Linked DNA regions of Homo sapiens: all the other regions are linked to region 5. Evidence: chromatin loops called from intact Hi-C (ENCODE). Cell type or tissue: heart left ventricle. All regions are shown on one strand.

The links. Peaks named below come from ENCODE experiments on the same cell type or tissue, not always from the same donor. Only the 100,000 strongest peaks of a DNase experiment are listed, where the experiment ranks them.
Region 1: it touches region 5 in a loop (5-fold over the local background); 74 of 110 quality-filtered maps call a loop at or near these places.
Region 2: it touches region 5 in a loop (8-fold over the local background); 48 of 110 quality-filtered maps call a loop at or near these places.
Region 3: a loop joins it to region 5, with 3 times the contacts of the local background. A loop is called at or near these places in 50 of 110 quality-filtered maps.
Region 4: it touches region 5 in a loop (4-fold over the local background); 12 of 110 quality-filtered maps call a loop at or near these places.
Region 6: it touches region 5 in a loop (2.3-fold over the local background); 29 of 110 quality-filtered maps call a loop at or near these places.

What each region holds. Positions count from the first base shown.
Region 1 is chr20:47,619,314-47,623,313 of GRCh38, forward strand. NCOA3 (nuclear receptor coactivator 3) reads left to right here. Exons shown (of 23, transcript NM_181659.3): 3 at 2,916-3,017. The coding sequence starts at 2,935. Among named protein-coding and RNA genes, the nearest start is that of NCOA3, 120 kb to the left of the region's middle. In heart left ventricle, a CTCF peak has its summit at 2,059 (motif pointing left); no DNase peak of the experiment used is centred here.
Region 2 is chr20:47,194,024-47,198,023 of GRCh38, forward strand. No RefSeq gene overlaps it. Among named protein-coding and RNA genes, the nearest start is that of MIR3616, 29 kb to the left of the region's middle. In heart left ventricle, a CTCF peak has its summit at 2,500 (motif pointing right); a DNase peak (open chromatin) is centred at 2,538.
Region 3 is chr20:47,204,072-47,208,071 of GRCh38, forward strand. No RefSeq gene overlaps it. Among named protein-coding and RNA genes, the nearest start is that of MIR3616, 39 kb to the left of the region's middle. RefSeq lists a silencer at 3,014-3,308. In heart left ventricle, a CTCF peak has its summit at 1,782 (motif pointing right); a DNase peak (open chromatin) is centred at 1,790.
Region 4 is chr20:46,756,493-46,760,492 of GRCh38, forward strand. No RefSeq gene overlaps it. Among named protein-coding and RNA genes, the nearest start is that of SLC2A10, 49 kb to the left of the region's middle. In heart left ventricle, a CTCF peak has its summit at 1,781 (motif pointing right); a DNase peak (open chromatin) is centred at 1,775; H3K27me3 peaks cover 181 bases.
Region 5 is chr20:47,271,236-47,275,235 of GRCh38, forward strand. All of the region lies in intron 11 of ZMYND8 (zinc finger MYND-type containing 8), which reads right to left. Among named protein-coding and RNA genes, the nearest start is that of ZMYND8, 83 kb to the right of the region's middle. In heart left ventricle, a CTCF peak has its summit at 1,744 (motif pointing right); no DNase peak of the experiment used is centred here; H3K27ac peaks cover 2,405 bases.
Region 6 is chr20:47,491,303-47,495,302 of GRCh38, forward strand. It overlaps the pseudogene RNU6-563P. Among named protein-coding and RNA genes, the nearest start is that of NCOA3, 8.6 kb to the right of the region's middle. In heart left ventricle, no CTCF peak of the experiment used is centred here; DNase peaks (open chromatin) are centred at 1,989 and 2,309; H3K4me3 peaks cover 354 bases; H3K27ac peaks cover 2,901 bases.

The DNA of each region.
Region 1 (4,000 bases), 350 kb after region 5:
TAATATCTAGAATGTGGAATAAATTACATATTTAAAATAAAGAAATGTAGGCTGGGTGTGGTGGGTCATGCCTGTAATCCCAGCACTTTGGGAGGCTGAGGCAGGCGGATAACTTGAACCCAGGAGTTCAAGACCAGCCTGGGCAACATAGTGAGACCCTGTCTCTCCAAAAAATACAAAAATTAGCTGGGTGTGGTGGTGCTCACCTGTTGTCCCAGCTACTTGGGATACTGAGGCAGGAGGATTGCTTGAGCCTGGGAAGCCGAGGTTACAGTGAGCTGAGATTGTGCCACTGCACTTCAGCCTGGGTGACACAGTAAGACCCTGTCTTTAAAAAAAAAAAAAAAAAAAAGTTATTACTCAATGGATAGTTTGCCATTCAATTTAAAAATCACCTTTGAATGAAACAAATATAAAACCAATTATAGAGACATAACAAGAATTATTCTATTTTTGTACTTAAGGAATGGAATCACTATTCTTTTTATTTTTATTTTTTGAGATGGAGTCACACTCTGTTACCCAGGCCTGGAGTGCAGTGGCGGGATCTCAGCTCACTGCAACCTCCGCCTTCCGGGTTCATGCGATTCTCCTGCCTCAGCCTCCCAAGTAGCTGGGACTACAGGCGCCTGCCACCACGCCCAGCTAATTTTTGTATTTTTAGTAGAGACAGGGTTTCACCATATTGGCCAGGCTGGTCTCGATCTCCTGACCTTGTGATTCACCCGCCTCGGCCTCCCAAAGTGGTGGGATTACAGGCGTGAGCCACTGCACCTGGCTCTTTAATTATTCAATTTATTATTATTATTGTTTTTAAGAGACAGAGTCTCACTCGGTCACCCAGTCTGGAGTGCATTGGCGTGATCATAACTCACTGCAGCCTCAAACTCCTCAAACAAGCAGTCTTCCTGTTTTATTCCTAAGTAGTTAATGCTATAGGTGTGCACCATGATGCCTGGCTTATTTTTAAAAAAATTTTGTAGAGACAGGGTGTTACTGTGTTGCACAGATTGGTCTCAAACTCAAGTGCCTCAAACTCAAACTGCCTGAGCCTCCCAAAGCACTGGGATTACTTGAGCTACTCTTTTTAAATATGAAAATTGGAAAATCAAAACCGAACATACCTTTAAGTTTAAAACTCTTTTATTTGAGGATAATTTTAAACTTAAAGCAAGGTTGCAAGAAAATAGTACAAAGAGTTTTTACGTTTATCTCCCCCCCGGGTCAGGATTCACCTAGTGTCAACTCCCTTCCTCATCCTTGCTCTGCCTGTCCCCATTCCCAGGTTTATTCACTCACTCATTATATATGCAATTTTTCTTAACCATCTGAGGATAATTTGCATATGTAATAGCCTGTTACCCCAAATATTATACTAAGAATATTGGTCTCTTAAATAACCGTCGTTCATTTATCAACTTAAGTGTATTAATATTGACAACATACTTTTATGTCTATTGTCCATATTCTAATTTTGTCAGTTGATCCAATAATATTCTTTATAGCATTTTCTTACCCTCTAGCACAGGATTCAGTCTAGGATCAAATATTGCATTTAGTTGTCATTTTCTTATAGCTTCCTTTAAAATCTGGACTGTTTACAGACTTTCTTTGTCTTTTGTGACATTGACACGTTTGAAAATACAATACCCCTGAGATTGTGTGATCTGACTGTGCCACTACTAATAATAGTGAGCCACTACTAATAAAGGTTATTTTAAGTCTTTTTCTGTCCTTCATTTAAACTTGTCATGGGGAAAAAACAAATACTTAAATCATCTCAGCTTTTTAGCCTTTCCATTTTACAACCAAAGTTATAGAATGAATTTTCTTGGTAATTTAATACATATTTAGTGCATCTGTAAAGACAATGTTGCAATCTAGATTTTCTGATTTATATTATGATCATGTGATTTTTTAAATTTTTATTTTTTTTGTTTTTTTGCTTTTGATTTTTTTTTTAAAGCTACACATTTGAAGTTTGATCAGCATCTTGAGTGAATTTTTTCATTTTTATAAATCTGTCTTCCTTCCTGGTAGCATTCTGCCACCTAGTGGAAATTTATGTCCTCCAGCATACGTCTCAGAGTTTAGTTGGAATGCAAGATGCATTTTAATATATAAAAATTAGTTTAGAATCGTTGAACTTCTTTGGTTGACATGTAATTCTTTACAACAGTGATCGTCTTGTTTTAAACAAGAGTTTAGTACAGATAAAATTCTTAGCAAATGAGGGCTTAGTAGATGTCTTAAATCATCTTTCTCAACAAGAAGTACTCTACATTTATCTTCTTCATCAATGAAATTTTAACCAAAGCATACTATTTTTCCATCAGTCAAATTTTTTTTTTTTTTTTTGAGACGGAGTCTAGCTCTTGTCACCCAGGCTGGAGTGCAGTGGTGCCATCTCGGCTCACTGCAACGTCTACCCCTCGGTTCAAGTGATTCTCCTGCCTCAGCCTCCCAAATAACTAGGATTACAGGCACCTGCCACCATGGCTGGCTAATTTTTTATTTTTAGTAGAGACGGGGTTTCACCATGTTGGCCAGACGGGATTTCACCATGTTGGTCAGGCTGGTCTCAAACTCCTGACCTCAGGTGATCCACCTGCCTCGACCTCCCAAAGTGCTGGGACTACAGGCATGAGCTACCGCACCCTGCAAGATACACATTTTTAGTAGGACTTGAGGAACATTTCTGTCTTGGAGTACATACGTTCTGCATAATTCATATTAGAATATGAAATCTGAGGTTGTCTTCAGTATAGTCATTTATGAAAAAGAATATTGAGAATTATCTGTTTAGAGAAAGTAGTTCTGAATTAAAAGTTGCAGTCATTCAGTCATATAACACCTTCATAGAGTCATGTATATTTTTTAATGTACTTATCTTATTTCTCATTATTCTCTCTTAGTTGCTGATGTATATTCAAGATGAGTGGATTAGGAGAAAACTTGGATCCACTGGCCAGTGATTCACGAAAACGCAAATTGCCATGTGATACTCCAGGACAAGGGTAGGTGACTTATTTCCTGGTGCTTTACCACACTTGTTGTGCCTTTGTTTAAGGATAACATTTTAACTTCTTGCCATTTACATTCTCTGGTTAGATTTTTTGGTGGTTTCACTTCGTGGTAAGTAGAGTGTTACTGATGAGATGGACATCTTTTTGATGTAATAGAAGTTTTTTTTTTATTGCTGATTCATATAGAAGGTAGAATATTAACAATTCGCGGTACTATAAGAATTTCTGAATGGAAGGAGGGGTAGGAGTTACGAATAGATGACCAAGGTTATGTCACGTGCGTCCGTGTGAAGAGACCACCAGACTTTGTGTGAGCAACAAGGCTGTTTATTTCACCTGGGTACAGGCAGGCTGAGTCCAAAAAGAGAGTCAGCAAAGGGTGGTGGGATTATCATTAGTTCTTATAGGTTTTGGGATAGGCAGTGAGTTAGGAGCAATGTTTTGCGGGCGGGGTTAGATCTCACAAAGTACATTCTCAAGGGTAGGGAGAATTACAAAGAACCTTCTTAAGGGTGGGGGAGATTACAAAGTACATTGATCAAGTTAGGGTGGGGCAGAAACATCACAATGGTGGAATGTCATCAGTTAAGGCTATTTTCACTTCTTTTGTGGATCTTCAGTTGCTTCAGACCATCTGGATGTATATGTGCAGGCTTGGTCTCAGAGGCCTGACAGTTATAAGTAAGAATCTTTGCTATCTTTTAAGAATGGGTTATAAGTTGATATTTTGTCATTTGTGAGGTTGCATCCTTTTTTTTACCAAGTGAAATGAGAAGCTTAAAAATTAGAAACAAAATAATGTAATCTATATAACACTACTCTATAGCTTTTAAAGTATTTGCCAAAGTCAGTGTCAATTGAAGTTTAATGTGCTAGTTGAAAAATATCAATCTACAATGAATAAAACTTCATCATTAATAAGTAGCTACCACTGTTTTTGTTCTTATTTGTTAGTTGTTTTATTATCTCTAAGA
Region 2 (4,000 bases), 77 kb before region 5:
CTATAAGAGCACCTTTTTTTAAATTTTTTTAATTTTTTATTTTTGTAGAAACAGGGTCTCACTATGTTGCCCAGGCTGGTCTCAAACCCCTGGCCTCAAGTGATCTTCCCGCCTCAGCCTCCCAAAGTGCCGGGATTACAGGCATGTGCCATCTTGCCTGGCCCTATAGGAGCATCGTAAAGGTCAGATGTCAGTTTTGGAGACTTCTCTGTCAATAACCTGTGGCCCTCAGGAGCTTGTTTCCAGCCTTGGTTTCCCCCAAACAGCATCACTAGCCCTTTCTCTGTGTGCCCCACAGCATTGGGTAAAGGCTGTGGCCATGTGGGATGTAGCAAGAAAGACCCTTCTCTGAGGCCCCATTGTCCAACACAAGGTGGTCTCAGTGGTCTGAGAGCCAGGGACCCCTGGGAAAATCCTGTTAACAAGTTTCAAAGAGGCTGGAATATATCCACTCATCCATGCTCCTACAGCTCACCCATTCACAATTTTCAGTGTGATGAAGGCACTCTCCCACCTGTCACTCATATGTCTGATTTCATCAGCCTCCTGTAAGCAGCTGCATTCCTTAATTTCTTTTGAGACCAAGTCTCACTCTGTTGCCCAGGCTGGAGTGCAGTGGCATGATCTCAGCTCACTGCAACTTCTGCCTCCCGGGTTCAAGTGATTCTCATGCCTCAAGCCTCCCAAGTAGCTGGGACTACAGGTGTGAGCTACCACGCTCAGCTAATTTTCATATTTTTAGTAGAGATGGGGTTTCACTATGTTGGCCAGGGTAGTCTCGAACTCCTGACCTCAGGTGATCCACCCGCCTCAGCCTCCCAAAGTGCTGGGATTACAGGTGTGAGCCACCGCACCCGGCCCCTTCATTTCTTTTGTATCCTTTTAAAGTTTCTTTATGGAAATATGACAATATATTTCTTATTTCTTCTTCATTGTTACACAAAGGGTGGCATGTGCCATTGGCTTTTTTTCACTTAGCGATGTGTTTTGGAAATAGATCCGGGTTATGCACAGGTCTGTTATTTACCAGGTGCTCGTTTCAACTTCTGGATGCAGAGGTGAAAATGAGCAGATGAGGTCCCGACCGTCACAAAGTGCAGGGAACCGGACTGAAAGCGGCCCTATTGACACTGGGAGGTAGCCTTTGCCGCCAGTCAGCTGGGTCCCACAAGAAAAAAGGTTTTCGCCAGCCAGGAGCAGGGAACCAGCACACACCCCAGGTACAGGCTTCATTCAGGCTTGAGCCACAATCTGTGTCCCCTTCCAAGATCTGCCTTGAGGTCAGCAGGAGAGGAGGGGTCGTATGAGCCTCCGCAGGGAGGGGAAGGTGGCTCTTGGAGGCCTACTTTAGCCAACTTCAAGAAGACCTGTTGAAAGGGGTCCCAAGAAGAACTTCTTGACAGAGATGGCAGTATCTCTCCAGGGAACATTCAGGGGCCATAAAGGGGTCTTGGTGCTTGCCCAGGAGGTAAAATATTGAGGATCTTTTTGCTGGCTGAGATTTTAACTTTTAGGGCACACAGCATGGTACTGTTAGCTCAAAGAAGGAGGCTGCTTTCTTCCCCAGTACAGAGTCACTTCAGACAGTGCCTGGAGTCCGGAAGCAAGCATTGGGCTGATGCAGTGCAGACTCCCCCGAAAAGCATTTGCTGTGGACTCGCTGGTCACCTCTAAGGAGGTGACACTTGAACTCAGACCAGTACAACAAGAAAGGCCAGGGACAGCATTCCAGGGAGAGGTGCAGGAAATACACGGTTCCAGGCAGGACAAAGGAAGGAAAGGAAGCCGGTGTGGCTGGAGGCCAAGGCCAAGGTCAGAGGGTGCGAGCATGATAGGGCGCAAGGGCAAGGCCCGGCCAGATGTCGTGGGACCCTATTCATTTTGGATTTTAAATTGTATTCTAAATCCAGTGACAAGATATCAGAAGGTTTTAAGCAGGGTGCTTAAAACCAATCAGGTTTTAAACAGGAGGGTGCTGTGATATGATTGATATTCTCAAAATCACCCTGGCTGCCATGGAAAGAATGGCTAGAAGGGGCAGGATGAAGCGTCTGGGCAAGGGATTCCTTCATACATTTTAAATTTTTTTTATTTTATAATTAATATAAAGTCTATTGCACAAATCTCAAATCTCAAGTATTTTTACGTATGATTATGCTGGGATAATTACAGCACCCAGATCAAGATGGAAAACGTTTCCAGGCAAAAGGCTGGCTCCCTCGCACCCCTGCCCAGTCTATATCCGCATTCCATGACTGTTCCGGTTCCTGTCGCTAAGGTAGTTTGGCCAGATCTAGAACTTCATATAAATGGACTCAGAGCGTAATCTTTGGTGCCTGGCTTCTTTGACTCAGAATGTTTTTGAGGTGTACCCATGTTGTGGCACGGACCTGTGGTTCATTCTGGCAAGAGGAGAATTCGCGTTAAAAACGATGGACCATTTTTCCCTAATATTTTGAGCCCCATGATGCAAGCTCAGCGCCCGAGAAGCTGTGCTCATCTGCAACCACCAGGGGGCAGTGCGGCCCCACAGCTGACCCAGCCGCCCGCAGGTGCCACTTGAAGTGGGACCCGGAAAGAGCAATAACGCAAGCCTTCCGAGAAAGGATTCTCAAGGCGTCTGCTTTGGGCTGCGCCGGGCTACAGGGATTGCTCTGATGATACTGCAGCACCGTCGACGATATGTTAGGCCCAAGAGGTCATGGTAAGGTGACCTTCTACAGTGACCATAGTGGTGGCCTCGGTTGACACAATGTCTATGCAGGAGGCAGATGGACGCTGTGGTGGCCTCGAGAGTGGCCCAGCCACCTACAGGGCTGGGAAACGCTGTTCCTGCACTCTGCCCAGCTTTAGACATGGGCCGCGCCAGTGTTTAATAATGTAATTGTAACAATGGCTTCAATTGTCTGGGAGAAATGTTAGGTTGGTAGGTTGGTTGGTTGGTTGGTTTGAGATAGGGTCTCACTTTGTTGCCCAGGCTGGAGTCAAGTGGTGCGACCGCAGCTTCCTCGACCTCCCAGGCTCAAGTGATCCTCCTACCTCAGCCTCCTGAGTAGCTGGGACTACAGCCGTGCACCACCACACCTGGCTGAATTTTTTGTATTTTTTGTGGAGATTTTGCCATGTTGACCAGGCTGGTCTCAAACTCCTGGGCTCAAGCAATTCACCCACCTCAGCCTCCCAAAGTGCTGGGATTACAGGCATGAGCCACCGAGCCCAGCCGGATTTATTTTTATATCCTGAAGTTCATCTGAGAGTGATGATAATCCGGCTCTAGCCAAATGCTGATTTTATAATTCAACCATTTGGCCGTGTGCAGTGGCTTACACCTATAATTCCCAGCATTTTGGGAGGCTGAATCGGGAGGATCGCTTGAGCCCCAGAAGTTTGAGGCTGCAGTCACAATCACATCACTGCCCTCCAGCCTAGGTGACAGAGAAAGGCAAGACCATGTATCAAAAATCTCAAAAAAAGGCTGAAGCAGGTGGATCACTTGAGGTCATCAGTTCGAGACCAGCCTGGCCAACATGGTGAAACCCCGTCTCTACTAAAAATACAAAAAAAATTAGCTGGGCATGGTGGTGCATGCCTGTAATCCCGGCTACTCGGGAGGCTGAGGCAAGAGAATTGCCTGAACCCAAGAGGCGGAGATTGCAGTGAGTCGAGATCACGCCACTTCACTCCAGCCTGGGCGACAGAGCGAGACTCCATCTCAAAAAAGAAAAAAAAATAAATTCAACCATTAAGTATTTGGTATTTGTTTGGGGTTTTGGTTTTATTTTGAGACAGAGTCTCGCTCTGTCGCCCAGGCTGGAGTGCAGTGACATGATCTCGTCTCACTGTAATCTCCGCCTCCCGGGTTCAAGCGATTCTTGTGCCTCAGCCTCCCGAGTAGCTGGGACTACAGACGCATGCCACCACACCTGGCTAATTTTTGTATTTTTAGTAGAGATGGGGCTTCGCCATGTTGGCCAGGCTGGTCTTGAACTCCTGGCCTCAA
Region 3 (4,000 bases), 67 kb before region 5:
AGGGTTTCGCCATGTTGGCCAGGCTGGTCTCAAACTCCTGACTTCAGGTGATCTGCCCGCCTCAGCTTCCCAAAGTGCTGGGATTACATGCGTTAGCCACCATGCCTGGCCAATGTGGGAAGTCTTAACACAAAGGTCCTGCAATGTAATCTGGACATTGTTGGTTGCTGTGCAATCTCCTAATCCATCTCTCTGGCCTTCCCAGGGATTTGTGAGCCACTCAATATCCTTTAACAAATGCCTTTTCTGCTCAAATTAGCTGGAGTGCATTCTGTTATTTGCAACTAAAAACCTGACCCCTCCCAATTCATGTATCCCCCAAGTGTCCGTTTCCCGAGCTGCACAGAGTGGAATAACCACCCCAGGGCAGCTAAGAGAAGCCTGGGGAGTCATTTTGTAAACTCACCACGGTGTCACACACACACACAGGGCTAGTTGTGACTGGGGCAGTGTTGCCTGATGATTCACTGAACTGGCTTGGGAAGTAAGCAGACTGGTTTGAGTCCCGGCTCTGCAGTGACCTTTTGTGTGATCTTGAGCAAGTCACTTTTTTCTCTCTGAACCTCAGCTGCCTCACTGGGAGAATGGGCCTGTTACGAGGGCCTGCTCCATGTAGGGAGTTATTACAAAACCCGAAGGATTACAGCATGGAAAGCCTCAGCACAGAGCCCCACGTGGGGCAGGCCCACATCAGCGACACTTGGAGGAATATAGGTGACCTTTGCTTCTCTAGACTAAAGAAAATAAATAAGAATATAGATGGGGTCCTGATGTACCCTGATATGAAGGTGGCAGCTAAATGCTGACCTTTGGAAAACTCAACTCTGATTATCGCCACTCGACTGTATAGTTTAAAATGGACGGTCGGCCGGGCGCGGTGACTCATGCCTGTAATACTAACACTTTGGGAGGCCAAGGCAGGTGGATCGTTGAGGTCAGGAGTTTGAGACCAGCCAGGCCAACATGGTGAAACCCCGTCTCTACAAAAAATACAAAAATTAGCCAGAAATTGCTTGAACCCGGGAGGCGGAAGTTGCAGTGAGCCAAAATCGTGCCACTGCACTCCAGCCTGGGCAACAGAGTGAGACTCTGTCTCAAAATAAAATAAAATAATAAAATAGACAGGCACACTGGCTCACACTTATAATCCCAGCACTTTAGGAGGCCAAGGCGGGTGAGTCGCTTGAGCTCACGAGTTCAAGACCAGCCTGGGCAACATTGTGAAACCCCGTCTCTGCAAAAAAATTTAAAAATTAGTTGGGCATGGTGGCGTGTGCCTGTAGTCCCAGCTGCTCAGGAGGCTGAGGCGGGAGGATGGGGTGAGCCTGGGAGGCGGAAGTTGCTGTGAGCAGAGACGTCCCTATAGCACTCAAGCCTGGGCGACAGAGCAAGACCTTGTCTCAAAAAATAAATAAATAAAATAATTGGGCTCAGTCCCCTCGGAAAGAAACCCCCTTCAGGTTCTACTGAACGGTGAGCCCCTCAGAGAGGGCTCCCAATCACATCATCTCCCTACCCGCCTAGCTTTATTTACCTTCAGCGCATCTAGCCCGCCTGGGATTATATTACATGCATACAGGTATCAAATTGCTTCCCAGTGAGAGTGTCAGATCAATAAGGACAGAGACCGAACCTGTTTTGTTCACTACTGTGTCACTACTGAGGACTTGACTCATACAGAGAGCTCAGTGAACAGCTGTCTCCGGAATGAAGGGTTTTGGCCCACGTGCTCGCTGTCCCCAGTGGGCCAGATCTCTCCACAGGCTGCAGTTTTGCCTATGGCCACCAGATAGCGAGCTTGCTGGACTGCATGAAAAGGTCTGAGCCAGTTCCTGCCCCGGTCATTGCCAAAGGAAACCAGCAAGGAACTGGCAGCTTCTGCCAGGTTCACCAGACCTCACTGCATCTCCCTCTTCTTCTCCTCATTCTGAAAACACTCAACCCAGACTGGAACCTTCAAGCCCCTCCCCTCCTACCTGGCCTCTCACTGACCCACTGGTGTGGCCTGAGAAGTAAGCAGATTAGAGAGTGTTCTAATTAGGTGGAGTGGATTCTGTTATTTGCAACTAAAAACCTGACCCCTCCAAATGCATGTAACCCCTGAGTCTCAGTTTTCCAAGCTGCACAAAGAGTGGAATAACCACCCCACTGGGCAGCTAAGAGGAGCCTGGGGAGTCATTTTATAATGGTGCTCACTGCAGGGCCGTTTGCCGTGGCCAGAGTTTGGGGACAATCTCAATGTCCACCAGCTGGGGGCTGGCCACATGCATTATCCCGTGTCCACATAGCAGATATCACACCCCCTAAAAATGGATGGAGGTGCTCTTGAACTGCACTGATATGGATCAATACTCAAGGCTTCAGATTAAGTTTAAAAAAAAAAAACGGGGCAAGGGGACAGGGCAGAAGAGTGTGTATCAAATGCTATCATTTATGTAGAAAAAGGGGGCCGGGAGCAGTGGCTCATGCCTGTAATCCCAGCACTTTAGGACACCGAGGCGGGCAGATCACCTGAGGTCAGGAGTTCAAGACCAGCCTGGTCAACATGGTGAAACCCTGTCTCTACTAAAAATACAAAACTCAGCTGGGCATTGTGGCGGGTGCCCTTAATCCCAGCTACTCGGTAGGCTGAAGCAGAAAAATTGCTTGAATCCAGGAGGTGGATGTTGTAGTGAGCTGAGATTGCGCCACTGCACTCCAGCTTGGGCGACAGAGCGAGACTCCGTCTTAAAAAAGAAGAAAAGGAGCAGAGAAAAATGTCTCTGCATTTGTTTGTAAATGCAGACTCTCCCTGAGGACTATGTGGGAAGGGGGATTGGAGGGGACCGAGGTAGCAGGGAGGGAGAGGCTTTATACTATGGGCCCTTTCGTATCTTCAGATTTGAGTCATGTGGGCTGTTTTACCTGGTCAGATGAATGGTAAAACTAAAAGCAACCATTTCTCTATCCTCGAGTAAGCAAGCCACTTCCCTAGATGTCTTTGCTTCTAAGGGAGGTTGCGGCAGAGGCTGGATGGGGGTGCAGTGGGACACCTCAAGGTGGCCTCTGCATTTGAATGCTGCGCTGCTGGCTACTCGCTACTTAGGAGCCCAGCTGCTGGCTGCTCGCTACTTAGGAGTGGCATGACCTTCATTGTGTCCAAGCCCTGGGGACACAGCAGGGAACAGAGAAAGCACCTCCCTCACCCAGCTCACATTCAACTGGGACACACAGGAGAAGTAATAAAACCCCACACCCTTTGCTCAGAGATATGAAGAAAATATTGAGGGCATGATGGGCCCGTGGGCAGGTGGCTATTTCAGGAGTGACATCTGAAGAATCAGGTACCAGCCACAGAAGAGGGTATCAGGTCAAAGGAGCAGAGAGTGCAGTTGAGACTAGAAAGGCAGGAGCTGAAAGAAGACAATGGATGACCCCTCGTAGCCATGGCCCCTCCTTTCTCTGGTCTTCAGGATGAAATGAGACAACAGAGGAAAGGTGCACACACATGCCCAGGAACGGGAAGCTAACATTCTTCTCACTTAAAAAAATGACTTGGAGGCTAGGCACGGTGGCTCACACCTGTAATCCCAGCACTTTGGGAGGCTGAGGCAGGCGGATCACCTGGGGTTGGGAGTTCGAGACCAGCCTGACCAACATGGAGAAACCTCATCTCTACTAAAAATACAAAATTAGCTGGGTGTGGTGGTGGATGCCCGTAACCCCAACTACTCGGGAGGCTGAAGCAGAATTGCTTGAACCCGGGAGGCGGAGGTTGCAGTGAGCCAAGATCGCGCCATTGCACTCCAGCCTGGGCAACAAGAGCAAAACTCTGTCTCAAAAAAAAAAAAGACTTGGGAGGCCAAGGTGGGTGGATCACCTGAGACAAGGAGTTCGAGACCAGCCTGGCCAACATGGCGAAAACCCCATCTCTACTAAAAATACAAAAATTAGCTGGGCATGGGTGGTAGGCACCTGTAATCCCAGCTACTCGGGAGGCTGAGGCAGGAGAATTGCTTCA
Region 4 (4,000 bases), 510 kb before region 5:
GACAGCTGTTCTGCATTCCCACATGTTTTTTCTCATCATTGAATTTCCACCACCAAGGATAGAACCTGGCACTGGTAGGTGCTCAACAAATATGCACATAGTAGGTACACAAAAATATGCATACCTACTATGTGCACATAAACAGATAACTAGAGGCTATCACACAGTGGGATCGGAAGGATGAATTAGGGTAAAATGTATAGAGTGCTTGGTACAGTGCCTGGCCCTTAGTACCTGAGGATCATTGCTAACAGTAGAGGCCACTCTCCCCAGGGGAGGGCCATAGGGCAGGGGCCTCAGCTCCAGCCACACAGAGAGACTGCCTAGCAGAACCCTCCACTATGCTAATCGCTGATTCCTTGAGCTGTAGGCTTTGGGGATATAAAGATCTTCTCCCTCCAGGAACTGAGGAGGTAAGAATCTGCCCCCACGCCAGCAAGACCCGCAATGCTGCAAACACTTCCTGAGGCTCTCTGTGCCCCCCTCCACCCCAGCGTAGGGAACCCAGGAGACCTGGCTCCAGCTGTGTTTTCCTTGCCTCCACACTCAAAAATGGGAGGCCCACAGGCCAAGGAATGGAGTAAGTCTGTTTTCCTAGCTGACCTTGTCCCCTCAAGGGGACACCAGTGCCCCCACGCTGCTGAGTTTTCTCCCACTTTAGCCAAACTCTTTGGCTGCCCTTGTCCACCCCCACTGGGGGCCTGTTTGCCAGAATCTTTCAGCACCTTTTCTTTTTCACAATCACTCTGACCCTTTTTGCTATTGTTTTTTGTAGGTTAATTGAGTACGTTCTCCTCTCGGTGGAGACCGCAGGCAGGGCCAAGCACAACAGGCCCAGCACGAAGGGGGCCTGGGAGGCCCGTCCCAACTCTGCAGCCTGAGGCCTGCTCAGGCAAGGGCAGGGGGACATTGATGGGGCCAAGATGTAACTGACCTCGCCTGCAGGCAGCAGCTAGCTGGGGTGGAGGACGCGGGGGACGAGAGCATCAGGCCTCCCTTTCAATCCCTGCTCTTCCTTCTTCCTCTTTTTTGTTTTCAGAGCAGATTATCCCTAAATTCTCCTTCAGTTGGTATTTTCTGAGCACCTTCTAACCGCAGAAAACTGTAGCACGATGCAAAGTGTAATGACTGACAGAAACGAGGCTTGCAGTGGTCTCACCTGGGGTGAGTTTGTGCCCCAGGAGACACTCAGCAATGTCTGGAGACCGTTTTGGCTGTCGGCCCTAGGCAGGAGGGGTCCTGCTGACATTTAGTGGGTGGAGGCCACGGATGCTGCTAAACTTTCTACAATGCACAAGACAAGCCCACGTAACAAACATCGATCCGGGTGGGATGTCAGCAGTGCTGAGGCTGAGAAAACCTGGCTCCTCACTGTCCCATTATATGGATGAGGAGACTGAGGTCCTGTGCAGCTAAGTGACATGTCCAAGGACACACAGGATTTCAACCCAGAGGCCTGACTCTGCTGTCCTCATGCACCTCCCACTCCTAGAGCTCATCAAGGGACGGGGAAAGGAGTTAGGAGGGACAGGGACGCAGGGGGAGTTGACCTGGGTGTGGGAATGGAGCTCTGGGGGCCTTCCGCAGAGGATGAGGGGACTGAGGGGAATTTGGAAAGACTCCCGGGGGATGGGAGAGTCTGTCATGATTCCCTTTGACATCCGTTTCTGATACAGGAAAAGCCTGCTTTGAAATTTAGGGGGTGGGGGGGAACACCTGTCACCCCCACACAGCACTTCCGGCAGATCCTGGGAGGGGCATTGCAGTAGCAAATGATGAACAGCAGAGGGCGCGAGGGTTCCTTTGCCTCCTATGTACCACTTTTTTCATCGTAAAGGGAGTAGGTGTGCCTTAAAGAAAACTGCGGAAAGCCCAAAAAAGCAGAACAAAGAAACCTACATTGCCCAGAATCCCACCTCCTGGGACAGTTGAACATTTAAATAGTGAATAGTTTCTTCCTTTTTCCCCAGACAACTTTGTTGACATTTTTTATTCTGTTTTGTTTTGCTTTCCAACACAGGGGCCATCAGCCAGTACACATGATTTTGCAGCCTGGATTTTCACATAACATTCTATCAGAAGCTTTTCCCTTTGTCTGACAAGCCCATGTCATCCTCAGTCCCTGGTCACCGCTGCGGAGTCAGGGCTTGTGTATTAGGCCGTTTTTCAATTTCTGTAAAGAAATACCTGAGGCTAGGTAATTTACAGAGAAGAGAGGTTTCATTGGCTGGTGGTTCTGCAGATTATACAAGCATGGCACAGGCATCTGTTTCTGGGGAGGCCTCAGGAAGCTTCCAATCATGGCGGAAGGCAAAGGAGGGGCAGGTGCATCACATGGTGAGAGAGGGAGCAAAAGGGGGGCGTCCCAGGCTCTTAAACCACCAGATGTGGCATGAACTGAGGGAGAAGTCGCTCATCGCCAAGGGGGTGGCACTAAACTTTTCCTGAGGGACTCACCCCCAGGATTTAATCACCTCCCACAGTGCCCACCTCCAGCACGGGAATCACATTTCAACATGAGATTTGGAGGGGACAAACCTCCAAACCACATCAGCACACATCCATTCAGCAGATGTGTTTTGAGCCCCCATGTGTGGGAAGCTGTGACAAGCAAGGAGATCAACTGGGTGTGTGCTCTGTCTGGGGGAGATGGACCCCATCCAGGGTCATTTCAGATGGGGCAATGCACAGTGATGGAGTGAGAGATCTGGGCTGTGTCCCTGGGGGGGCCTCTCAAAGTAGGGGACATTTGGATGGGGACCTGGATGACCACCAGGAGGCTGCAGGAGCTGCAGGGACACTCCTGGCACGCTGGAAGTTCACATGAGAAAGGGGAAAGGCCTATTTTGGATAAAGATCCCCCCAGGACAGGGTGAGGGGTGGAACATGGGACATGAGGAACATGAGTGGTCTCAGATGCCTACAAGTCTCCTTCCTGGGCCTTTGGGCAGGTGGTGGCGCCATATACGGCAGCAGAGAAGGAAGGATGACACTTAAGCCTGCTGCCCCTGCTCCCCCCTTGATATGATTTGGCTCTGTGTCTCCATCCAAATCTCATCTCGAATTATAATCCCCATGTGTCAATGGAGTGAGGTGATTGGATCATGGCAGCGGTTTTTCCCATGCTGTTCTCATGATAGTGAGTGAGTTCTCACAAGATCTGATGGTTCTATAAGTGTTTGACAGTTTCTCCTTCAGAGTCTCGCTGTTTCTCCTGCCACCATGTAAAACATGCCTGCTTCCCCTTCCGCCATGATTGTAAGTCTCCTGAGACCTCCTCAGCTATGCAGAACTGTGAGTCAATTAAACCTCTTTCTTTATAAATTACCCAGTCTCGGGTACTTCTTTATAGCAGGATGAGAACAGACTAATACACCTGCTTTTCCCAGAGCCTAGCATTCAGCATGTGGGAGGAAGGAGCACTTTCTGCTTCTCTTTCATTAGTGAGGATAAAGAGGGACAGTACCAAAGGAGGATAAGGACTCAATTTCATTCTAATAAAAATGGGAACCCCTTGCATTTTATTTAAAATATCATTGTTTGTTTGCTCTTTCAGATTGCAAAAATAATTACTAGTCATTATAGAAACATGTGTAAAAATATAAATAAGTACAAAGGGAATAGTGGTTCCCCATGATCCCATTGTCCAGGGACCCTCCGCAAGCCTTTCAGGGTATTCCTTTATCGTAAGACCTTCATCAGTGTCTGTGTCTGCATTTATTCATCCATTCAACGGAATTTTTTGAGCACCCACTATGTGCCAGTCATCTTTCTAGATGCAAAGGATGTAGTTGGGAATAAAAACACAAAAATCCCCGTCATCATGGAGGTGACATTCCAGTGAGGGTGACAAACAAAATAATCGGTAAACGCTGCAGTACAGTCTATGATAAGGGCAGAAGTGCCATGGAGAAATGAAAGCAGGGAACCCGGAGGAGGGCACTAAATGGGGTTTGGATTTTAAGCGGGATGCTCAGGGAAGGTGTCACTGAGAGGTGAC
Region 5 (4,000 bases):
GTAACACTTATGGGTAACATGGGTGTGTAAAACTTACCCAAGAGCTACTGACTCTTCTGACACATGGTGCATGCTAGCATTTGCCCTATTGTATTTCCTTATGAAAGAGCTGCTTATCATTGTAGCACTAAAGTAGCCCCAAGCTGCTGTAGTACCTCTAGCATGCACTATGTATCAGAAAAGTCCGCACCCCTTGGGTTAAGTGTTATACACCCATATGCACACAAAAGCACACGATGTGTAACAGGTATGGAAAGAAACGTATGTCTGCTTTCATTCATCCCAGTCTCTACCTACCACTCCCCAACCTCACTCACTGCCATATCTGCCTGATCCCTGTATTTGAGCTTTCAGCTTAACAGTAGGACTTATAACCACATATAAAAAGCGCTGGAAACACAATCTAAGGACTGGCTGTGAGAGGTGAGATTCTCAGTGACTTTATTTCATTGACTGATCGATTGAGATGGAGTCTCGCTCTGTCTCCCAGGCTGGAGTACAGTGGCGTGATCTCAAGCTCACTGCAACCTCCACCTCCCGGGTTCAAGTGATTCTCCTGCCTCAGCCTCCTGTGTAGTTGGGACTGCAGGCGTGTGCCACCACGCCTGGCTAAGTTTTTGTATTTTTAGTAGAGACGGGGTTTCGCCATGTTGGCCAGGCTGGTCTCAAACTCCTGACCTCAAGTGATCCGCCCACCTCGGCCTCCCAAAGTGCTGGAATTACAGGCATGAGCCACTGCACCCAGCCATCAGTGACTTTAAATTCTGTAATAAAGAACTAATTTATGACAAAAACATATTGATTTCACAATTATAAAAAAAGGGGGGGGGGAGTAATATGAAACCTCTTTTTTTTTCTTTGAGACAGAGTCTCACTCTGTTGCCCAGGCTGGAGTGCAGTGGTGCGATCTCGGCTCACTGCAAGCTCTGCCTCCCGGATTCAAGCAATTCTCTTGCCTCAGCCTCCCAAGTAGCTGGGATTACAGGCACATGCCACCACGCCCAGCTAATTTTTTGTATTTTTAGTAGAGACGGGGTTTCACCGTGTTAGCCAGGATGGTCTCAATCTCCTGACCTCGTGATCCGCTTGTCTCGACCTCCCAAAGTGCTGGGATTACAGACGTGAACCACCGCACCCGGACCCTCTTTCCTTTCTTAAATGGTAACTCACAGTGTAGCTACCAGACCAAAGGACCATTAGCCCAGAGGGTGGTGAATGTCAGGCCCCCCGACTCTGACCCTAATACATATTAATAACTTACATCGAGATCGCGCAAACAAATACCGGTGAAGGTAACCATTCTGGCCAGGAGGTCTATATAAAGGGGAAACTACAAAAATCACTCAGAATATTAACCACTTAGGCCACCTAGCTAGCAAGATTATAGGACACTGTGAGTTAAAGACTTCTGGCTGAGCAAAGTGCTTCTTAGAAAGCTAAATATCCAGTTCTAAGGATTATAGGCACACAGCTCTGAGTTCTCCAATCTTCTAAACAAAAACAAGATTTCTACACTGTTGTACAAGTTTTATGCAATAACATTTCAATCTGTAGTTTTATGTTACTGGTTACAAAACTTTCACTGGTGAGGCTACTATATTATTTTCTATTCTATGACATGGCAATTATTTTACACGATTTTGGGTGAACTACTGTCTTATCTCAATTATATTATCCTGACTGTGGAAGCATTTTAATACAAATTTCCCATCTCCCTCCACTAAATGCTATTATCACTGCTAACAGCAGATGGCAGTAGGGTGCAGAGAAAGGAAACAGGTATGGATGCAGAATCTGGCTGTGGGGACTTTCACACCTCCCTTACACTCTGCATGGCTCTCAATTTGCCTTCTGTAAAATGACTCAGTTTCTTCTAATCCTCTTAGTCTGTAATAGTGGTTGGCAAACTATAGCTCAAGGGTCAAATTGGGCATATCACCTGTTCCTGAGGGGCCTGCAAGCGAAGAAAGGTATTTTAACATTTTTTTAATGGTTGGGGGGAAAAGAATTAATAGCTCATGAAACATGCAACTTATATGAAATTTAAATTCCAGTGTCTGGACACCTCGGGAGACTGAGGCGGGTGGATTACCTGAGGTCAGGAGTTTCAGACCAGCCTGGCCAACATGGTGAAACCCTGTCTCTACTAAAAATACAAAGAACATCTGGGCATGGTAGCGCATGCCTGTAATTCCAGCTACTCAGGAGGCTGAGGTGGGAGGATTACTTGAACCCAGGAGGTGGAGGTTGCAGTGAGCCGAGATCGTGGCACTGCGCTCTAGCCTGGGCAACAGAGCAAGACTTCATCTCAAAAAATATAAAAATTTAAATAAGTAAATAAATTCCGGTGTCCATTAAAAAAGTCTTAACTGTCTACGGCTGCTCTATTTTCTTCTATCTAGCTAGCTGTTTATTGAGCTAGGGTCTCACTCTATTGTCCAGGCTGGAGTGCAGTGGCACAATCACAGGTCATTGTGGCCTCAAACTCCTAGGCTTAATTGATCCTCCCAGCTCAGCCTCCTCAGTAGCTGGGACTACAGCAGCTTGTGGCTACGTTACTGCAACAATGACTAAATAGTTGCAGAGTTGGAAAAAAGACCCAAAAAGCCTAAAATACATACTATCTAGCCCCTGACAGAAAAGGGGGCAATTTGTAAGAGTAAAATAATTTTCAATATCACTCTCTCTTCCTACACTACACATTGGCTAATTCATGATTAGTAAAATGACCTAAGCACATACCAGCAAGGAGATTATATTTTAGGAAAGGGACTTTAAAGTCTACTCAAATGGGGGATTCAACTAACTTCTCACCTAAAAAGCACTCAAAGAATGAGGTATATTTTTCCAGGAAGTCTGATGTCATTTATCTTTCTCCTTTTGTACCTCCCAAGGGAAGACAGAAGCTAAATTAAACACATTATCCCTGTTCTTATATTCCTATAAAACTGAATTTTTTGAAATGTGGTGCAGGAGAACCAATGGTCATATATATGCCATGTTTCATTTTACTAGTTATGTATTAATTTCACATATATTAGGAAAAGCCACAACAAGCAATTTAAACACACGAGCCTATACATTGTGTTTAGCTTAGGACAAAGCTGCATTACAATTTTCATATTTAAGTATGTAATAAAATACGGCAGAAAACCATGGCAATGAAAGTTCAGGCAACACTAATTCACAAAGTCGCTGCCAAGGTTAAAATTTTAAACATTTCCTGAAAAGCATGCTCTTTATGGGAATTAATGTGCCGAAGGATTGTGTAATTAAGTACCATGTTTTGTGAACTTGGCTTAAATGGAACCGTGTCATGAAACAAAGTAAGCTTTTAAGGACTCTGGTCAGAAACAAGGGGGTAAAAAGGAAGACTTTTCTGAAACTGTGTCAACACAAATTATGTCAATTCCAAAACAAAGCTCTATGACTCAACCATGAGTGTCTAGGACCACACAGCTATGAATCAGAACTAGAGAAAGATATAGACTGCAGCCTTTATTTTACAGAACCAAAAGCCACAGGCTCTCTCTACCCCTCCTACCACCATCTGGGGAGCAGCTAGAAGCAGTTCTTGAAAATAACCCAAGGAAAAGAAAAAAGAAAAAAAATTTCCCAAGAAACAACACAAGCAAAGTCAGTAGAATTATTTGAGTTCACAACTAAATCCTCATTATTTTAACTCTTGGGGACATTCATGGTATCCTGAAGAACTGATGCTTGCTCCTTAAAGAATTCCTGTGTGAAGGGAGTGAGGGAGAGAGGGAGGGAGAGAGAGAGAGACCAAGGAAGGAAGCGAGTGTGAAAGGCTGTCCAAGGCTTTAGGCCAGAAGCCTAAAGCTGGTACTCCAACCTGCTTTATTCATTCTAGAAAATCTTCCAAGACATCTTAAACTGACATTTAATAATTGGAGATTTTACTTAAAAACCTGACATTTAAGAATTGGAGGTTTTACTTAAAAACTCAGACTTTGGGCCAGGCCCAGTGGCTCACACCTGT
Region 6 (4,000 bases), 220 kb after region 5:
CAGAGTGGCTGGGATTACAGGTGCACGCCGCCATGCCCGGCTAATTTTTGTAGGTTTTTTTTTTTTTTTTAAGATGGCCGGCTAATTTTTGTATTTTTTTAGTAAAGATGGGGTTTCATCATATTGGTCAGGCTGGTCTCGAACTCCTGGCCTCAGGTGATCCGCCCACCTTGGCCTCCCAAAGTGCTGGGATTACAGGCGTGAGCCACCACGTCTGGCCTATATATATACATATTTGTAACACAAAAAAAGGCCTATTATACATACTGCTTTACCTTTTTTTTTTAACTTAAAAGTGTCTGAACCCCATTCTCTGTGATGTGCTTATTTCACATTGCAAAACTGTAACAAAACATCCTATGTACTCCATTGATATATACACCTACAATGTATCCACAACTTTTTTTAAAAGTGAAGTATCTGGGAGATCTTTTTTAACTGCTGAGTGTTAAACAGCTTCATAATGTTTCATTGACTACATGATATTCCAACATATATAGTTTGGCTGACTCTTGGTATCCCATCATATAAAGGTTGGCTGACTCCAGCCCTGGAGTAAAACACTTCCTTTTTTAAAAAATGAATTTGGGGACCAGGTGTGGTGGCTCATGCCTGTGATCTCAGCACCTAGGGAGGCTGAGGCGGGCAGATCACCTGAGATCAGGAGTTCAAGACCAGCCTAGATAACATGGTGGAACCCCGTCTCTACTAAAAATACAAAAATTAGCCGGACATGGTGGTGGGTGCCTGTAATTCCAGCTGCTTAGGAGGCTGAGGCAGGAGAATTGCTTGAACCTGGGAGACAGAGGTTGCAGTGAGCCAAGACCATGCCATGGCACGCCACCCTGCGCGACAAGAGCAAAACTGTCAAAAAAAAAAAAAAAAAGAAAATGAGTTTTAAAGTGATGGCAGTAAGCTTATTTGAGAGGATAAACCCTCTTCCAGTGATTTAGTACTTACAGAGTAGGAACATGGAAGGAGTAGAGATGTTGGGGCATGCAAACAGTTCTATGCCAGGGGTGAATGTATAAGGTAAGTTAAGATTCTAGCTTTAAAAACATAAAAGTTAAAACCCTGTGGCTATTATCAATCAATTACATGGCAAACCTGTTAAGGATGTTACTGTACAAGATTTTGCATGGACATATGTTTTCAATTCACTTGGGTATATACTTAGGGGTATAATTGATGGGTCATATGGCAATTCTTTGTTTAACACTTTGGAGAACTGCCCACCAATTTTGCGAAATGGAGTACCATTTTACAGTCCCACCAACAGTGTACAAATGGTTCAATTTCTCTACATTGTGGTTAACACTTAAAAAACAAAACAAAACAAAACAAAAAACTGGGGTCAGGCACGGTGGCTCACGCCTGTAATCCCAGCACTTTGGGAGGCTGAGGCAGGCGGATAACCTGAGGTCAGGATTTCAAGACCAGCCTGGCCAACACGGCGAAATCCCATCTCCATTAAAAATACAAAAAATTAGCTGGGCCTGGTGGTGGGCACCTGTAATCCCAGCTACTTGGGAGGCTGAGGCAGGAGAATGGCTCGAACCCGGGAGGCAGAGGTTGCAGTGAGCCGAGATTGTGCCATTGCACTCCAGCCTGGGCAACAAGAGCGAAACTCTGTCTCAAAAACAAACAAACAAACAAACAAAAACCAAAAAAAACCCCAAAACTGGAATGCTTCACAGAATTTGCATGTCATCCTTGTGCAGGGACCACACTAATCTTCTCTGTATTGTTTCAGTTTTAGTGTATGTGCTGCCAACATGAGCATAGTCCTTATTTTTATTTTAGCCCTCTTACAGTGGGTACTTTTAAAGCATTTGATAGCAAATGATTTTTTCTTCCAAGGCAAATATGTTTAATATGTAAGTCTAGAAAGGAAAAGCAAAACAAAAATGAGCTGGGCTTCAAATTCTTCCAGCTGTGGAGTCATTTGCAGGTTGTGGAGCAGGACAAGTCTGTTGCAGCCAGGCCAGGTGCCAATTCCAACAGGCGCATGTGTCATCTCTGGCACAAAAATCACAGGTCACCAAACCCTGATTTGAGTTTAAAGGAAGAGGCATGAATAAGGCAACTCTGGGTTGTAAAGCTCAGGCTGCTCTTTATCTCCAAAAATTTGTCTTAAATATGATTCTTCTCAGGGGTGTTTTTCCCCTCTTTTAAGCAAAACAAGAAGTCAAGTACTTGTTTACCCTAAATTGCATTTTTTGATCTCTCTCTTCTGCTCTCTCTTTCCCCCTCAGTTGTGTGTCCTTCCCAGGGAGAAAAGTGGTTCAGAGTACAGCCTGGGGGTGGAGCTTGGGGCTGTGCCAGCTCATTTTCAGATTAGGTATTTCGTAACAGAGTTTTAGGCATGTGCAGGGTTTAGGCTTCTACCCAAGGAATCTATTTTCACTTGCAGGGAAATTTCACACTGTAATTACTATCATGAAGCAAAATATGGTGTGGGGTGAGGGAGGAGAACATTGTTACTAACCCTTGGATATTAACCCCTACGAAGCAAGTTTGGAACTGCCATACATTATCATTATTAACATTTGAGTGCTCTGTGCTTGACACTGTGTTTAGAGCTTTCACTATGCTGTTCTATTTAATCCTGATAATACCCTATGACATAAGCATTATTGTTGTTGCTATTATTATCATTATCAGTGTTCTCACTTTAGGAAATGGAGGCACAGAAAGTTCAAATAACCAGCCACTATCACACAGCTTTGTAAGTAGCAGAACCAGCTTAGCAGGTTAGGCAGTGAGTGTCAAAGCCCACATTTTCTTTTTTCTCTTTTTGGACTCCAGGGTGGAGTGTAATCACCTTGACTTCCCTGGCTCTAGTGAGCCTCCTGCCTCAGCCTCCCAGTAGCTGGGACTAAAGGTGCATGCCATCATACTTGGCTAATTTATGTATGTTTGTATGTATTTGTTTATTTTTGAGACCGTGAGCCCCACGATCTTGGCTCACTGCAGCCTTAACCTCCTTGGCTCAGGTGATCCTCCCACCTCAGCTTCTTGAGTAGCTGGGAGGCTACAGGCGCATGCCACCACACTTGGCTAATTTTTTTTTTTTTTTGGTATAGGCAGGGTTTTGCCATGTTGCCCAGGCTGGTCTCAAACTCCTGAGATCAAGTCATCTGCCCACCTGGCCCTCCCAAAGTGCTGGGATTACAGGCAGAGCCACTGCGCCTGGCCATAATTTTTCTAATTTTGTAGAGACAGGGGTCTCACCTTGTTGCCCAGGCTGGTCTTGAACTCCTGGAAAGTCCACACTCTTAACCATTAGGGTATCTGGCTATATCTCACACAATGAAAGAGGGAAGAATGTGGGAGATAGCAGTAGGGACAGAAACTGAGGCACGAAAATGACTTGAGCCCAAAAGGTCCAGGCTGCAGTGAGCCGTGAGCATGCCACTGCACTACAGCCTGGGTAGCAGAGTGAAACCCTGTCTCAAAAAAAAAAAAAAAAAAAAAAAATCAGTCGGGCACGGTGTCTCACTTTTGTAATCCCGGCACTTTCAGAGGCTGAGGCGGGCGGATTTTAAGACCAGCCTGGCCAACATGGTGAAACCCCATTTCTACTAAAAACAAAATTTGCCTGGCGTGGTGGTGCACGCCTGTAATCCCAACTACTCAGGAGGCTGAGGCAAGAGAATCGCTTGAACCCAGGAGGCAGAGGTTGCAGTGAGCCGAGATTGTGCCATTACACTCCAGCCTGGGTGACAGAGTGAGATTCCATCTCAAAAAATAAAAACAAAGGCCGGGCAAGGTGGCTCATGTCTGTAATCCCAGCACTTTGGGAGGCCGAGGCGGGTGGATCACAAGGTCAGGAGTTCAAGACCAGCATGGCCAACATAGTGAAACCCTGTCTCTACTAAAAATACAAAAAATTAGCTGGGCCTGGTGGCAGGTGCCTGTAATCCCAACTACTCGGGAGGCTGAGGCAGGAGAATCGCTTAAATCTGGGGGGCAGAGGTTGCAGTGAGCAGAGATCGCG